2 separate regions of the Homo sapiens genome follow, and region 1 is linked to region 2. The links are chromatin loops, found by intact Hi-C in ENCODE. Cell type or tissue: B cell. All regions are shown on one strand. Each heading gives the region's core, and the rest is flanking DNA. Links, peaks and the distances in the headings are about the cores only.

The links. Peaks named below come from ENCODE experiments on the same cell type or tissue, not always from the same donor. Only the 100,000 strongest peaks of a DNase experiment are listed, where the experiment ranks them.
Region 1: a loop joins it to region 2, with 1.9 times the contacts of the local background. A loop is called at or near these places in 3 of 110 quality-filtered maps.

What each region holds. Positions count from the first base shown.
Region 1 is chr5:50,389,922-50,398,527 of GRCh38, reverse strand. It overlaps EMB (embigin), which reads left to right. Exons shown (of 9, transcript NM_198449.3): 9 at 1-2,336. Among named protein-coding and RNA genes, the nearest start is that of EMB, 47 kb to the left of the region's middle. In B cell, for the core only: no CTCF peak of the experiment used is centred there; no DNase peak of the experiment used is centred there.
Region 2 is chr5:50,437,092-50,445,789 of GRCh38, reverse strand. EMB (embigin) reads left to right here and starts at 4,502. Exons shown (of 9, transcript NM_198449.3): 1 at 4,502-4,750. The coding sequence starts at 4,639. RefSeq lists silencers at 4,559-4,688, 4,769-4,958. In B cell, for the core only: a CTCF peak has its summit at 5,020; DNase peaks (open chromatin) are centred at 209, 4,559, 4,699, 4,959 and 1 weaker place; H3K4me3 peaks cover 3,208 bases; H3K27ac peaks cover 3,885 bases.

The DNA of each region.
Region 1 (8,606 bases), core at 1-8,000, 47 kb after region 2:
GTTTTAGGGTGCAGGTCCATATAGTCGTAATACTTAAAACACTGCTACACTGATGCTTTTGTGGCTCATGGTTTCCTGGTTCTTTGATTTAACACCTGGCTTCCTGGTATCTATGGCTGGTTAAATATCTAAACCTGCATTATTAGTGCTTTACAATAATAATTCCCTTGACTGAAGTCCAGAAATACTAAAGCACTTCTTTTTTATTGCTGTGAATGCCTTAGACTTATCTTCCAAAATAGGATACTTCGTTTCTATTGCATATATAACTGAAATATTTTATAAACTCACTGTAATCAAATCTTATAAAATCTGAATCAACATGAAAAGTTGTCAATGCTTGAATGAATACTAAAATCATACCACAAGATACTAGATAACATAAATGACCATGAAGTGTCCCACTGCTCAAAGGGCAACAACTTTAAGAACAGAAGCAAAGAGTGGTGGTGTGGAACCCAAGATTCTTGGCGACTAGGGAATTTAAAGGTTGGGGAGGAGGAATTCAATGATTTGACAAGAAATACTTTATAAAAATTTGCTCCATGTATTGGCTAAGAAAAATATAATAAAATTTTGGTAGTGAAAATTGTATCACTAATGTTTACCAATATTACTAGTATGAATAATACACATAAGGTAGTGACTTGGAAGCTGCTCAATACTTTGTTGCTATAACAAAATGCAATATTTTGTTGTAAAGCATCTTAACTACACATATAAGTTTGCTGAACTTGAATACATCCCGGTAATGGCAAACTTCATTTTATTCTTGGTTTTCATTTTATTCTGGTCTCAGGGCCATACATTTATTTTAGTTTAATTAATTATTATTTTGACAACATTACTTGGGTAATATCTATATAATGGTAGATAACCAATCAGTTAGCTTAATTAATCTAAGCTATTTGAATTCAGGGAAATATTAGTCAAATCTGCTGTTTGACTAAATACAATTCAAAGCAGTGTATTTGTGACTTGGAATATAGAACACAAACAAATGTGTAACCCATCTGCAGTATGCATTCTTCCATTTTACCACCACTAACCATTGAGGCTCATACAATTTTCAAGCAACAAGCATTGCTTCCCAAAGGTAAAATAATCAGGAATATTTCTATAGTAAATGGAGTTTTTAATTGGCAATACTGTTTATTTTTTTCTAGCAAAGACAATTTATCTCAGTAACCTTAAATAGGAAAAGTACTCAAAAATTAAAGTTGACTTTTGGCTTTTTGTAGTCTCTCTGGAGGACTTCCAGAAAATTACCACTGTTGGATTTTAATCTGCTTCCATTAACCAATCTTACAGAGATGATAAATGAATTAACTAATATTGACCAAATATAAATTGACTGCAAATAATAAGCCGCATAAAAGTTGAAGTAGGAAAACTACTCCAAGTTTATATATTAGGCACCTTGGGGAATTCTCTTAGTCTTTCCAGCTAACAAGGATTTTCAGCATAATAAGTAGATTTAATGATGGCATAAAATTCCCAGATACTTTCATATACATTTTTTGCCAAAGTGTAAATCTTCTCCTTTTGCAGTCTTTTTGTTATTATCCCAACATCTAGCTGCTCAGGCCCTAATTTAGAACTCATTCTGATATTTTCTTCTTCTGTATTAATTAATACTTATGGGTCATGAATCCCTGCTCCTTTGACCTTTTTAATAGCTCATGAATCCATCCCATTGCCTCCCCAACTCTGCCCACACCTGCTGCAACACTAATGCCTTGATTTTCCTACCTCAGTCTCCTTTTCTATTAATCCCTCTTTTGCGTGGCTGCCTGAGTCCACTTTCTCAAACACAAACCTCACTATGCAACTTTGGAATCTCTGTAGGCTCACCTTTGCCATTTCTTAATATTGCATTCTCCAAATTGCTAATCTCTATCCAGTCTCTTGAACTAGACTTGGCACATGGAGATTCCGCTCAGAAAGTGCTCTTCACACTTCTACCTGCTTGACTAACCCCAGATTATCTTTCAAGACTTTAATCTGATCTTGTGTCTTAGAGAAGCCCCCATACCTGGTAGAGCATGTACCATCTTACATGCTTAAATAACTCCACATTTATTTGTGTTTATTACTCTGTGTTATAAATATACATTTGTTGGTCTCTCTCTTGGATTATTTTGTTTCTTTGTCCTGTAACTACCACTGAAAGGGTGCAATACAGCTTTCTTGAAATGTGTATTGAACGGATGAATGTATAAATAAAAATTAAATTTTGTAAATTTCTGCTTATTCTTAGAAAAAGAATCTAAATTGTGACAAATCAGAATTGAAAAAAGTATTCTAATAAAGAAAAACAAGCTTTTATAACTTCAGTATTTGCTTCTTTTACTTTGAAAAACACATAGAATAGTATAAAGGTCCAGTCATATTTTCTGTAATAGTGAATTAGTGTCTTGTGAGCAAAATGAGTTCTAATTCCTAAACTATTACACAGATTACGTTGCTTTCAACTTATTTAAATTTCCCTTGTTCTTCATGTTTCATGGACAGTACAAATGCAAACCTTATTTTTATCCTTTATTCTAATAACATAATGCATTGATTTTAAATGTAAAGAATTTTAGGCTGCATGGTGGCTCACATCTATAATCTCAGAACTTTGGGAGGCCAAGGAGGATGGATCACATGAGGATAGGAACTTGAGAACAGCCTGGGCAACATAGTAAGACCCTGTCTCTACTAAAAATAAAAAAGAAATTAGCCAGGCATGGTACTTGCCTGTAGTTCCAGCTACTTGGGTGGCTGAGGCGGGAGGATTACTTGAGCCCAGGAGTTTGATGCTGCACTGAGCTATGATTGCCACTGCACTTCAGCCCGGGAGACAGAGGAAGACTCTGTATCTGTTCCCCCCAAAATTTAGTGATTGTATTTCTTTACATCATACTGTAGAGAGTTGATGTTTGTGTTCACTCCACTAACCTCATTCCACTTTCCCCTGCCAGTATACTTCAGAATATCTCAGATCCAATTCAAAATTTAATCTTAAAAGGTATAATTATTTTCACAGTTTCATAGTTTAGTTTTGATCACTGAAAGCATTTCTTTCATTTTGTCTAATCGAACAAATTTATGCAAAGAATTGGGGACTTATTCCTCATTAGTATTGTTCATCTATAGGTGGAAATAAGTTCAAGTATGTGTTGCAGTATTAATTAAAGGCAAAGTGACCTACTTGTACTATATTCTGAATAAATACTTATTGAATGAATGAAAAATAGAAGAGTGACTCAATTATTTTAGAATCTTAAGTTATACAGATTTATGTAATGTCTATTTTGATTTTTATTAATTAACCATGAATTTATCCTACTCTAGTATTGAGAAAAAGAAAATGGAACTATAGACCCTTCTTTCATATGATACTTAGGAATGTATCTGCACTGTATCCAGAAAGTCAGTTACATGCCCTGTTTACCAATTGAATTCTGCTTCACTAAGGATAATAATAACTGACATTGAGTGCATGGCATATGATGGGCACTGTGCAAATTGCTTTGACATGTTTTGTTCATTTAATCCACACAATGGTCCTATGCTATAAAAACAGTTAATATCTACTTTTTTAATAGATGAGGAAACTGCAGCTTAGAGAGATTAGGTAAGCTGCCTTAAGTCACCCTGCCTGTAAGTGTTTAGAGCTGAGATTCACATTCACGGAGTCCTCCTGAAGAACCTAGGATTAACCACCACGTTGAACAGCTTTGGCCTGCAAGTTACATGCTTCTTAGAAAATGAGGCTATTATCTATAATCTGTATTTTTTAATATCAATTTTATTCCTTTCAACTGGTCAGTTATATCATAAATTCCATGGAATTTTTATGGAATCCATGCTTTGCCACTCTTGTATCCCTATAGTGGTGCTGGGGAATCAAGACACATTTATTTGCCTTAGCACTCTTTCTTTCTTTCTTTTTTTTTTTTTTTTTTTGTAATTTTACTTATAAATTGGGAGGGTGGCCATAAAATTTATCATCCAACCACTGAAAGTGAAAGAAGGTGCTATTTATGATTTCCCCAGGACAACAGGCAGAAAATAGTCTCTGGTCGTACATTTAGCCTGCAGAGAGAATTTAAGTACATTATGGATAGTCTGCCATAGACACAGCAGTAGCATCTGCAACAAGTAAATGATAAACAAAAATCAACTTTCAGGGAAATAGCCATTTTTAGTAGTAAACATAGGGAAATAGCCATTTTAAGTAAATGTCAGGAGAGTCTCACTATAAACTGCCTATAATGAGACAGTTTAGTAAGCTTAAAGTTTTATTAATTTCCAAAAGCATCTAATAGGTTGAGATTTATTGGCATTCAAAAGTATGATTCACAGATTGTAAGAGAAGCTGGCAAAGAAAGTCATGTTTTTGCTGGCCTATGGAATGCACTCGAGAATTCTTTGGGCTTGCATATCTTCTGATTCATGTGTCATAATAATAATGTCTGTGTGATTCTCAGTGAATCATGAATGTGTGATTGTGCTTTTATGATAAAATTTTCTTATGAAGTCAGTGAAAATAATTCATGAATAATGTTGTCAAAATTACTTTTAATCACAAGATTAACCTGCAACAACTATGTATATTATTTTTATGTGTTGGCTTATTATGTTCAAAAACTTTGTTTATAAAAACTGATTTTGCTATTTAATTTTTAATTTACTTTAGAAAATAATGTAGCACAATGTTAGATTTATTACATATGTAACAATACTATTTAATGCTGCAAAATCATAGCACATGTTTGTAACTATCACATTTTATTAACTGTCTTTGTACTTTTAAAGAAAGAAATATGATCATAATCTTTAGTTTTATTTAAATCAAGGATCATGGATTTATTTTGACATACTTTCTAATAATTATAATTTTTTCCTTTGTAAGCATATGTGCCTAAATTCTCATTGAGGGCTTTCTGTACTGTGTAAATAGCACAGAAAATGTCTATATAGGAATGTTTAAAAAATATTTTCTGTTGCATGTAACTGAAAAGATACATCTAATATGCAATTAAATTGAATAAAATAGTACTTAGTGAATTAAAAAGTTAAGTATTGAAAAACATTGTCATGCTTTTTATTTTTAATAGTGGTTTAAAAGAGAATATAAAGGCACTAAACAGAAAACACTAGTTTTTTTTTTCTTTGTGTATACTCACAAATAATTTAAATCATGTTGAACAATATGTCCTTCTCAAGCCCAGTGAAAAAGTGCACCTAGAGCTGGGACTCTAGTTTAACACATCGAACCAAAAGTCTTTCAGAAAGGAATTTTCAAAGTGTCCCAAAATATATTTGAACAATTTAAAAGGCAGTAGCGAACTTCATAAAAATAGATATTTTAAGTTAAAATGATGCAGAGAACAAATTTTCTTGTTGTTCTGGGTAAATTTTTTTCATTATATTTTAAGTTCTGAGGTACATGTGCAGAATGTGCAGGTTTGTTACATAGGTATACACGTGCCATGGTGGTTTGCTGCACCCATCAACCTATCATATACGTTGGGTATTTCTGCTAATGCTATCTGTCCCCTAGCTCCCACTCCGCAACAGGCCCCGGTGTGTGATATTCCCCTCCCTGTGTCCATATGTTCTCATTGTTCAATTCCCACTTATGAGTGAGAACGTGCCGGTGTTTGGTTTTCTGTTCTTGTGATAGTTTGCTGAGAATGATGGTTTCCAGTGTCATCCATGTCCCTGCAAAGGATATAAACTCATCCATTTTTATGGCTGTATAGTATTCTATGGTGTATATGTGCCACATTTTCTTTATCCAGTCTATCATTGATGGGCATTTAGGTTGCTTCCAAGTCTTTGTTATTCTGAACAGTGCCACAATAAACATACGTGTGCATGTGTCTTTACAGTAGAATGATTTATAATCCTTTGGGTATATACCCAGTAATGGGATTGCTGGGTCAAATGGTATTTCTAGTTCTAGATCCCTGAGGAATCGCCACACTGTCTTCCACAAGTAATTTACACTCCCCCAACAGTGTAAAAGCATTCCTGTTTCTCCACATCCTCTCCAGAATCTGTTGTTTCCTGACTTTTTAATGATCACCATTCTAACTGACGTGAGGTGGTATCTCATTGTGGTTTTGATTTGCATTTCTCTGATGACCAGTGATGATGAGCATTTTTTTAATGTGTCTGTTGGCTGCATAAATGTCTTCTTTTGAGAAGTGTCTGTTAATATCCTTGGCCCACTTTTTGATGGGGTTGTTTTTTTTCTTGTAAATTTGTTGAAATTCTTTGTGGATCCTGGATATTAGCCCTTTGCCAGATAGATAGATTGCAAAAATTTTCTCCCATTCTGTAGGTTGCCTGTTCACTCTGATAATAGTTTCTTTTGCTGTGAAGAAGCTCTTTAGTTTAATTAGATCCCATTTGTCAATTTTGGCTTTTGTTGCCATTGCTTTTGGTGTTTTAGTCATGAAATCTTTGCCCATGCCTATATCCTGAATGGTATTGCCTAGGTTTTCTTCTAGGGCTTTTATGGTTTTAGGTCTAACATATGAGTCCTTAATCCATTTTGAATTAATTTTTATGTAAGACGTAAGGAAGGAATCCAGTTTCAGCTTTCTACATATGGCTAGACAGTTTTCCCAGCACCATTTATTAAATAGGGAATCCTTTCCCCAGTACTTGTTTTTGTCAGGTTTGTCAAAGATCAGATGATTGTAGATAACGCGGCATTATTTCTGAGGCCTCTGTTCTGTTCCATTGGTCTATCTCTCTGTTTTGGTACCAGTCCCATGCTGTTTTGGTTACTGTAGCCTTGTAGTATAGTTTGAAGTCAAGTAGCATGATGCCTCCAGCTTTGTTCTTTTTGCTTAGGATTGGCTTGGCTCTGTGGGCTCCTTTTTGATTCCACAAGAAATTTAAAGTAGTTTTTTCCAATTCTGTGAGAAAGTCAATGGTAGCTTGATGGGGACAGCATTGATGTCTCAATTACCTTGGGCAGTATGGCCATTCTCATGATATTGATTCTTCCTATCCATGAAAATGGAATGTTTTTCCATTTGTTTGTGTCCACTCTTATTTCCTTGAGCAGTGGTTTGTAGTTCTCCTTGAAGAGGTCCTTCACATCCCTTATAAGTTGGATTCCTAGGTATTTCATTCCCTTTGTAGCAATTGTGAATGGGAGTTCACTCATGATTTGGCTCTCTGTTGGTCTGTAATTAGTGTATAGGAATGCTTGTGATTTTTGCACATTGATTTTGTATCCTCAGCCTTTGCTGAAGTTGCTTATCAGCTTAAGGAGATTTTGGGCTGAGACAATAGGGCTTTCTAAATATACAATCATGTAATCTGCAAACAGAGACAATTTGACTTCCTCTTTTCCTAATTGAATACCCTTTTTTCTTTCTCTTGCCTGATTGCCGTGGCCAGATCTTCCAATACTATGTTGAATAGGAGTGGTGAGAGAGGGCATTCTTTTCTTGTGCCAGTTTTCAAAGGGAATGCTTCCAGTTTTTGCCCATTCAGTATGATCTTGGCTGTGGGTTTGCATAAATAGCTCTTATTATTTGTAGATATGTTCCATCAGTACCTAGTTTATTGAGAGTTTTTAGCATGAAGGGGTGTTGAATTTTGTTGAAGACCTTTTCTGCATCTATTGAGATAATCATGTGGTTTTTATCATTGATTCTGTTTATGTGATGGATTGTGTTTATTAATTTGCATATGTTGAACCAGCCTTGCATCCCAGGGATGAAGCCGACTTGATCGTGGTGCTTTTTGATGTGCTGCTGGATTCGGTTTGTCAGTATTTTATTGAGGATTTTCGCATAGATGTTCATCGGGGATATTGGCCTGAAATTTTCTTTTTTGTTGTGTCTCTGCCAGGTTTTGGTATCAGGATGATGCTGGCCTCATAAAATGAGTTAGGGAGGATTCTTTCTTTTTCTATTGTTTGGAATAGTTTCAGAAGGAATGCTACCAGTTCCTCTTTGTACCTCTGGTAGAATTTGGCTGTGAATCTGTCTGGTCCTGGGCTTTTTTTGGTTGGTAAGCTATTAATTATTGTGTCAATTTCAGAACCTGTTATTGGTCTATTCAGAGATTCAACTTCTTCCTGGTTTAGTCTTGGGAGGGTGTATGTGTCGAGGAATTTATCAATTTCTTCTAGATTTTCTAGTTTATTTGCATAGAGGTGTGTATAGTATTCTCTGATGGTAGCTTGTATTTCTTTGGGATTGGTGGTGGTATCCCCTTTATCATTTTCTATTGCATCTATTTGATTCTTCTCTCTTTTCTTCTTTATTGGTCTTGCTAGCAGTCTATCAATTTTGTTGATCTTTTCAAAAAACCAGCTCCTGGATTCATTGCTTTTTTTTTGAAGGGTTTTTCTTGTCTCTCCTTCAGTTCTGCTCTGATCTTAGTTATTTCTCGTCTTCTGCTAGCTTTTGAATTTGTTTGCTCTTGGTTCTCTAGTTCTTTTGATTGTGATGTCAGGGTGTCAATTTTAGATCTTTCCTGCTTTCTGTCATGGGCATTTAGTGCTATAAATTTCCCTCTCCACACCGCTTTAAATGTGTCCCAGAGATTCTGGTACGTTGTGTCTTTGTTGTCATTGGTTTCAA
Region 2 (8,698 bases), core at 61-8,060:
ATGTTTTTAATAGCCAGTCACAGCAGAGGTCAATGCACTTCCTCATTGATGCTTTATAAGCTGCACTGTAACTCTCACGTCAAGTTTCTTACTATTTTTGATTTGAAGTCTTCTGGTTTGTGAACTATTCTTCTGTATGTATAATAAACCTTCATATTCCTTTTTTACTTGACCTGACTTTATTTTTACGGGGTCCTCCATGGCGTTTGGGTTTCTCACAGTGTGGCAGTCTCAGGATAATACTGTAGTACTTTTCACTAGGCAGGTGTCTTCTATGAGCAAGATCTCCAACAGAAAGGAAGTGGAAGCTCTTGTGGTCTGGAACAGAAAGCTCACACAATCTCTCTCTCTCTTTTTTTGTTTTGAGACAGTCTTGCTCTGTTGCCCTGGCTGGAGTGCAGTGGTGCGATGTTGGCTTGCCGCAAGCTCTGCCTCCTGGGTTCAAGCAATTCTCCTGACTTAGCTTCCCAAGTATCTGGGATTACAGGCATGCGCCACCATGCACAGCTAATTTTTTTTTTTTTTTTTTTTTTTTTTGCATTTTTAGTAGAGACGGGGTTTCACCATATTGGCCAGGCTGGTCTCGAGCTCCTGACCTTGTGATCTGCCTGCCTCAGCCTCCCAAAGTGCTGGAATTACAGGCGCGAGCCACCACGCCTGGCCAGCCCACACAGTATCTCTTCAGCAATATTCAGTAGGTTAGGGGAGTCAAAGAGCCCACCCAACTCAAGGGGAGAAAACAAAGGACCCTTATTCCCCCTTTATACGCTTCATGATGAGAGTATCAAAGTGCTTGTTGCAATATTTATTTCACCAAGGAGGAAAAGGTCAATTTGGACCAGAAAGGTCAGAAAAAGTTTCCCCCGTCTGGGTATCTCCAATTCTTCTATCCCTGGTTCACCTCAGAGTATTGCAGTTCTGAGAACCAGTGCATTCTGGATTCATTGTAGAACTTTGATTCTCTACTTGACTGTATGTCAGAATCACCAGAGAGCTTGAAAAATCCTGATACCTGGATCTTTTCCCGCAAAACTCTGGTTCATTTGGCTTGGGATTCAGTGTGGGCATTAAGGAGTTTCATCAGCTCTCCATGTAGCTTTAAATGTGATTTTAAGCTGGTTAAAAACCACAGCTTTAAAATGATATGGCCTAGACAGTGCACTGTTAGGTAAATACTTATTCCATAGGCATCAGGGTTAAGTTGATATGCAGAGAAGATCTCTAAAGAGAAAAAAAAAAAAAAAGGTAGGAAACAAATGAAAGTGGAATAAATGAAGGTGTAAATCAATAAGATGAATGGGGGAGGGGATGTCACTCTACGTATATGGTATAAGTTCTGCTCTTTTAGCTCCACGTAAGCTAAAATTGTGGAATAATGTACAAGACAAAAGTTATGAAGTTAGCATCGAATTTAAGCCAGAATTAAAAATTGTCAGGCACTCTCAGCTTGTTTTCTAGATTCGGTATTGATCTCTGCGAAATTCAGTTTTCTCTTTGCCAAAGGATATTGTGAGGTTTACTGGATATTTTTGACCTAGATGTATAGGCCTACATACTTGGACACAGGTTGTCTGTTAACCTAAGACTTTGAGTCAAATTTTAATAATAAGAATAGTTATAAATGTATAGCCCTATGAGTTAGCATTTTTTTAGTTCCAGCTGAAAAAAGAAAAAAGAATTGTCTAGAACATTTTTCTCTCTTCTGGGTATCCCCAGTACTTCTATCCCTGAGTTGCAATCCACTAATATTATTATTTATTTGATGCTCAATTTGTCCCAGATTTGTCCAGTGGGAACCCCTTTAAATGTCCTTAAAGGTAAAAACTGCCAGCATGTTCTACTGAGATATGGACTAACAATGTCAGACATATGTGGGTGCTTGAATAGTATTTGCTTCAAAAATATTTATTACTAGAAAGCTGCTGTGTTTGGGGTGAGAGGTTAGTAGGGAAGGGGGTTCATAAAGGGAATGCAAAAGCCACGTCCTCTGGAAGTTAAAGGATCATTTTAAATGATTCTACTGCAAACATTTTTCAAAAGATAAACATGACCCATTTCTCCAATTTGTGTCATGTAATAGTAATAATAATGATATTTAAATACTCCCACTGATATGTCCTTTACAAAGATATATTATATGTCTTATTTAATCAAAAAACCTTAAAAGAGTCCCTGTACCTAATTTTATTCCAGGACTCAAACTGTGTCAGCATGTCATTCAGTGCAAATCAGACATTTAGATGCATAGGCTATGCTGTCAGTAGTTCTGAACTTTCATAGACATTTCCAATTAGCTCGGAGAGACAACTGGATATTGTGTTTAAGCACTGTGTTTAGGAAAACAGGCACTGGATGGACCAATGCCAAATTTCCTGCTCTGCTGCTTAACTAAGTATGTGTAATTACTTGGGCAATTACTTAAGCAATTACTTGGGCAATTACTTAAGCCAATCCCCAATTTCTTCGTCTTGAGCCCAGAAGGTCAAGGCTGCAGTGAGCCGTGAATGTGCCTCTGCCCTCCAGCCTGAGCGACAGAGTGAGAATTCCCCAGGAGTGCAGAGGTTCTCAGAACTGCAATACTCTGAGATGAATTTTGAAAGGTGAATCAGGGATAGAAAAAGTTATATAGGGAAGGCAGTCAATAAGCTTGTTTTAAAGGATATGGAGCATTTGAAAAAGTGGAATGTACATAAGGCTGGAAATATCAAATATCTAAATATAGAACAGGAACAGTGATGAAAAGACTTTCAAAATGCTTAGCAAAATGAGAATTATATTTCTTTCTCAACTCTTTTGTTCCAACAGCAAAAGCAACAGTGGGGATCAGCATCAACTTGGGTAAGTAAGTTTTTCTGGTCATAAATAGGCTGATTCAACTGAAAAAAATGTTTCTTTAAGAAGGGTGAATTTGTGTCTAAGGATTTTATGAGACTAACTGGGAAAAGTCAGTCAGAGTTTAGTTTGAGGTGAGAAGTGCTTACTGTTGACACTCTACCTAATTATAGGGAAATGTGTGCAGTTAGTCCTGAGACCAGATGCAGGGTTGAAAGAAAGAGGTGTGATGTAGCAGCCATTGATTAGGCAATTTGGGTTTAGCAAGCCCAGTCAATGCCCTCAGAGGGTCAACAGTGTATAAGATTTAGTCCTTGAAGGCATCTTTTAAAGTTTCATTCAGAAGATTTTAATAATTTTGACCATAATTTTCTGAGAAGAGGCTTTTCTGAGATTTGTCATTCACAGATAAACAGTTGTCTAATTTGTGTGTGTGTGTGTGTACATGTGTGCATGCGTGCATTTGTGCATGTGTGCCTATCTAGCCTCTTTTGAACACAATGGTAGATTGGCACCTGGTAGATAATATTGTTGAATGAATTGTATTATTCATATTATCTCACTGCCAATTTGAAGAATCTACATTCTGTTTCCAAAGTTTTGTGCATATAATACTAAACCAGAAACAGACGTGTTTTAGTAATACGTACCAATTACAAATTAACCATTCCTGCCTGGAATAAACACAGGTTTTGTTAAATAGCTCAATTTTCAAAATTTGTCTCATGTTATTTCCAATCCTTTTTTTTTTAACGCCGATATATTTTGAATTTACGAATGTGAAAGCTGAACTTCAAAAAAATAAAGGGAGAGGAAACAAAGCTCGTGAAAAATTTTAAAAATATCTTTTAATGCGTTATAACATCCTGGAGAGAAATCAAATCAATGTGTTTCAATGTTACAATATAGATTTCTCCTCCCCTCCCGGATAAAGCACTAATTTATTTAATTTGGTTCAGAGCACTGAATATTCCAAGCTACAGCCTTGTGGGTAAGAGCATTATCTTAAAGAGTGTTCGGATTTAACAAAGGTCAATGTCTTGTGCAGTTTACATAGTATCTACTCTCAGTAGCTTTTGCTTCTTGAGCTCTAGGTGGCTCCTCAGAAGCTGTTAGGCTTAACAAACAAAAATAAAGTAAAATCAGACACGGTATGGGGCCTTGGGACTCTAAAACCTTCATCCGGAGAAAATCAGTTAAGCCTTCAGAGACTAGAAGAGAGAATGTGTGTGATTGGTAGGCAAAGCAAAGAAAGATTAACACAAGTTGTCTGGCAGCTGGATAAAACCTTACACCTGCGCAAAAATAAGCCTCCCTCGTAAGAAAGCCCAAAGATGTCCGGGGTCCGGGAGGAGAAAAGTGTTTCTCATCTGTCCCATCAAAGCAAATTAGTGAAACCTGCCTCAGGTGAAGTGCAAAGGCCAGTCTGTAGGCAGAGTTTCGACCTCTCCCCACGAGATTGGCTAGACATCACCTGCCCAAGCTCTCTCCCGACCTGCTAGAGCCGAGAGGGCGGAGGCCGGAGAGGCTGCAGCCGGGAAGTAGCACCGCCACCGCACATCCGGGAACGCCAGCAGCCGGCTGAGGGCTGCATAACTGATGGAGGGCCGGGCGCGGTAAGAGCGTCTCGGGGGAGTGGGGCAAGGCGGCCGGGCCCCTCCCATTCCGCCTTTTCTTCAGCGTCCTACCCGCGGCACTGGCTGCGAGCGCCGGGCCACCTGCGAGTGTGCGCAGGGACTCTGGACACCCGCGGCGGCGAGCTGAGGGAGCAGTCTCCACGAGGACCCAGGCGGACCCTCTGGCGCCATGCGCGCCCTCCCCGGCCTGCTGGAGGCCAGGGCGCGTACGCCCCGGCTGCTCCTCCTCCAGTGCCTTCTCGCTGCCGCGCGCCCAAGCTCGGCGGACGGCAGTGCCCCAGGTGTGATGGGTACAGGGTCCAGGGTAGGGAGGGCGGAGGGCGCGCGAGGCTCGGGTCCCCGCGGGCAGAGGGCATCGCCGGCGCGCCGGGCAAGGGTGGCGGGGAGAGGCGCGGGGATGCTGGTAAGGGCGGGTGGGAGAGTCGGCGGCGGCCTCCCATTAGCTACGTTTGTGTCACCTAAGCTGAACCCTGAAACTGCTGCGGCTCGCGTTCCTGCGCTCTTTGGGGCGAGTCTTGAACGAACAGCGCCCCGCGAGTCGGGCGCGTAGGTAACAGGGCAGAGTCTGGTTTTTCCTAGGAAGAAGGCAGTGGGGTGTGTGGGTGGTTGCAGGGACCAGCTAGCGACTTGGCTTGGGCAAATATGGCATGAATTTTGAAAGCCACATTTCCCCAAGGCCTACTCCCTTTTCTTGATTCGAGAGTAAGGCTCGAGTATCACCTCCTTCCCTCCTCTTGGCAGGTGGGTTGGCTTTGAGGATTTTTTTTTTTTTTTTTTTTTTTTTTTTGAGACGGAGTTTTACTCTTGTTGCCCAGGCTGGAGTGCAATGGCGTGATCTCGGCTCACCGCAACCTCCTCCTCCCGGGTTCAAGCGATTCTCCTCTGTCAGCCTCCAGAGTAGCTGGGATTACAGGCATGCGCCACCACGCCGGGCTAATTTTATATTTTTAGTAGAGACTGGGCTTCTCCACATTGGTCAGTCTGGTCTCGAACTCCCAACCTGAGGTGATCCGCCCGCTTCGGCCTCCCAAAGTGCTGGGATTACAGGCGTGAGCCACCTCACCTTGCCGAGGATGTTTTTTTAGAGCTGAGTAGGGGAAAAAACATCATAACCAACTAGCCAACCAAAGATCCACAACTTACAGGATAACGTGTGTGTATCTTCATTTTACACCGTGGTCTTTGAAAACAAAATGTGTGTGTGCATGTGTGTGTGTGTATGTGTGAGATTTTTGCTTGTTGTTTTATTGTTTAAGACACTTTGACAGAGGGATTACGTGCAAAACATTAACAAAGCCAACACGAAAGTTGCCATTCTACCTTCACCTGTTTATAATTACTTTTCATATTGAAAGGATTCCATCCAACCTATTGCAAGTTTCTGTGTCATAAATGTTACCAGCCAGTAAGGGTAATAAAAGACCACCTCTCAAGCTGGTAAATATTGGCCACCAGTAACTAAAATTGGGACATTATTCTGCAAAAAGTTTTCAAACTCTCATGGGAATTTATTTTCATGGGCTTGTAAGATGTGGAATTTTTGTAACACACCATAGAGAAGGAAGGATAATCAAAAGGTAAGACTATTAATTTTTATAAATGCCTTTTAAAACGTCTAGTTGTTAACAACTTGGACAGAACATCGTGGGTTCCTTCGCAGATTTCCTTGTGCCACATCTCTTTTCCATAATACCACTTATAAAGAATTGTCCAGGCCTGTAATCCCAGCACTTTTGGGCGCTGAGGTGGGAGGATGGCTGGAATCCAGGAGTTCAAGACCACCCCGGGCAACATAGCAAGGTCCCTTCTTTATTAAAAAAAAAAAAAAAAAAATTAAAAGTGCGGTTGTGGTGATGTACACCAGTAGTCCCAGGTGCTTGGGATGCCAAGGCAGAAAGATTGCTTCAGTCCAAAGTTTGAGGCTGCAGTGAGCTATGATGGTGATGGTGCCACTAAGCTCCAGCCTGGGTGACAGTGCAAAACTGTCTCAAAAAAAAAGAAAGAAAAAGAAACAGAATTGTCCAGGACATTTTTCCCCCTTCTGGGTATCTCCAATTCTTCTATCCCTGGTTCACCTCAGAGTATTGCAGTTCTGAGAACCAGTGCATTCTGGATTCATTGTAGAACTTTGATTCTCTACTTGACTGTATGTCAGAATCACCAGAGAGCTTGAAAAATCCTGATACCTGGATCTTTTCCCGCAAAACTCTGGTTCATTTGGCTTGGGATTCAGTGTGGGCATTAAGGAGTTTCATCAGCTCTCCATGTAGCTTTAAATGTGATTTTAAGCTGGTTAAAAACCACAGCTTTAAAATGATATGGCCTAGACAGTGCACTGTTAGGTAAATACTTATTCCATAGGCGTCAGGGTTAAGTTGATATGCAGAGAAGATCTCTAAAGGAAAAAAAAAAAAAAAGGTAGGAAACAAATGAAAGTGGAATAAATGAAGGTGTAAATCAATAAGATGAATGGGGGAGGGGATGTCACTCTATGTATATGGTATAAGTTCTGCTCTTTTAGCTCCACGTAAGCTAAAATTGTGGAATAATGTACAAGACAAAAGTTATGAAGTTAGCATCGAATTTAAGCCAGAATTAAAAATTGTCAGGCACTCTCAGCTTGTTTTCTAGATTCGGTATTGATCTCTGGGAAATTCATTTTTCTCTTTGCCAAAGGATATTGTGAGGTTTACTGGATATTTTTGACCTAGATGTATAGGCCTACATACTTAGACACAGGTTGTCTGTTAACCTAAGACTTTGAGTCAAATTTTAATAATAAGAATAGTTATAAATGTATAGCCCTATGAGTTAGCATTTTTTTAGTTCCAGCTGAAAAAAGAAAAAAGAATTGTCTAGAACATTTTTCTCCTTTCTGGGTATCCCTAATTCTTCTATCCCTGATTCACCTTTCAAAATTCATCTCAGAGTATTGCAGTTCTGAGAACCTCTGCACTCCTGGGGAATTCTCACTCTGTCGCTCAGGCTGGAGGGCAGAGGCACATTCACGGCTCACTGCAGCCTTGACCTTCTGGGCTCAAGATGAAGAAATTGGGGCTTGGCTTATGTAATTGCCCAAGTAATTGCTTAATTGCCCAAGTAATTACACATACTTAGTTAAGCAGCAGAGCAGGAAATTTGGCATTGGTCCATCCAGTGCCTGTTTTCCTAAACACAGTGCTTAAACACAATATCCAGTTGTCTCTCCGAGCTAATTGGAAATGTCTATGAAAGTTCAGAACTACTGACAGCATAGCCTATGCATCTAAATGTCTGATTTGCACTGAATGACATGCTGACACAGTTTGAGTCCTGGAATAAAATTAGGTACAGGGACTGTTTTAAGGTTTTTTGATTAAATAAGACATATAATATATCTTTGTAAAGGATATATCAGTGGGAGTATTTAAATATCATTATTATTACTATTACATGACACAAATTGGAGAAATGGGTCATGTTTATCTTTTGAAAAATGTTTGCAGTAGAATCATTTAAAATGATCCTTTTAACTTCCAGAGGACGTGGCTTTTGCATTCCCTTTATGAACCCCCTTCCCTACTAACCTCTCACCCCAAACACAGCAGCTTTCTAGTAATAAATATTTTTGAAGCAAATACTATTCAAGCACCCACATATGTCTGACATTGTTAGTCCATATCTCAGTAGAACATGCTGGCAGTTTTTACCTTTAAGGACATTTAAAGGGGTTCCCACTGGACAAATCTGGGACAAATTGAGCATCAAATAAATAATGATATTAGTGGATTGCAACTCATTTAATAATATGGGAATTCATGAGTACCCACTGATGTAAATTTAAAAAGGAGTCAATGAAAAGTTTGATGGGGTACAAAGTATTAAAGATTCAGAGTAACTCTTCAGAATGTGCTCATTAATATCAAGGGAAAAAGAGTAACTTTATGGTGGAGAAGCTTGGCAGACAGCACTTTGATCAAATGATCAAAGACCAAAATCTGTTTAAATGGAACAGATGAACCATAAGCCTACTTTTATTTATTTATTCATTCATTCATTCATTTAATTTTTGAGACAGGGTCTCACTCTGTCACTCAGGCTGGAGTACCGAGGCACACTCATGGCTCAGGGCAGCCTTGACCTTCTGGGCTCAAGAGATCCTCCCACTTCAGCCTCCCACATGGCTGGGACTACAGGCATATGCCACCACACCCGGCTAATTTTTGTATTTTTTGTAGAGATGGGGTTTC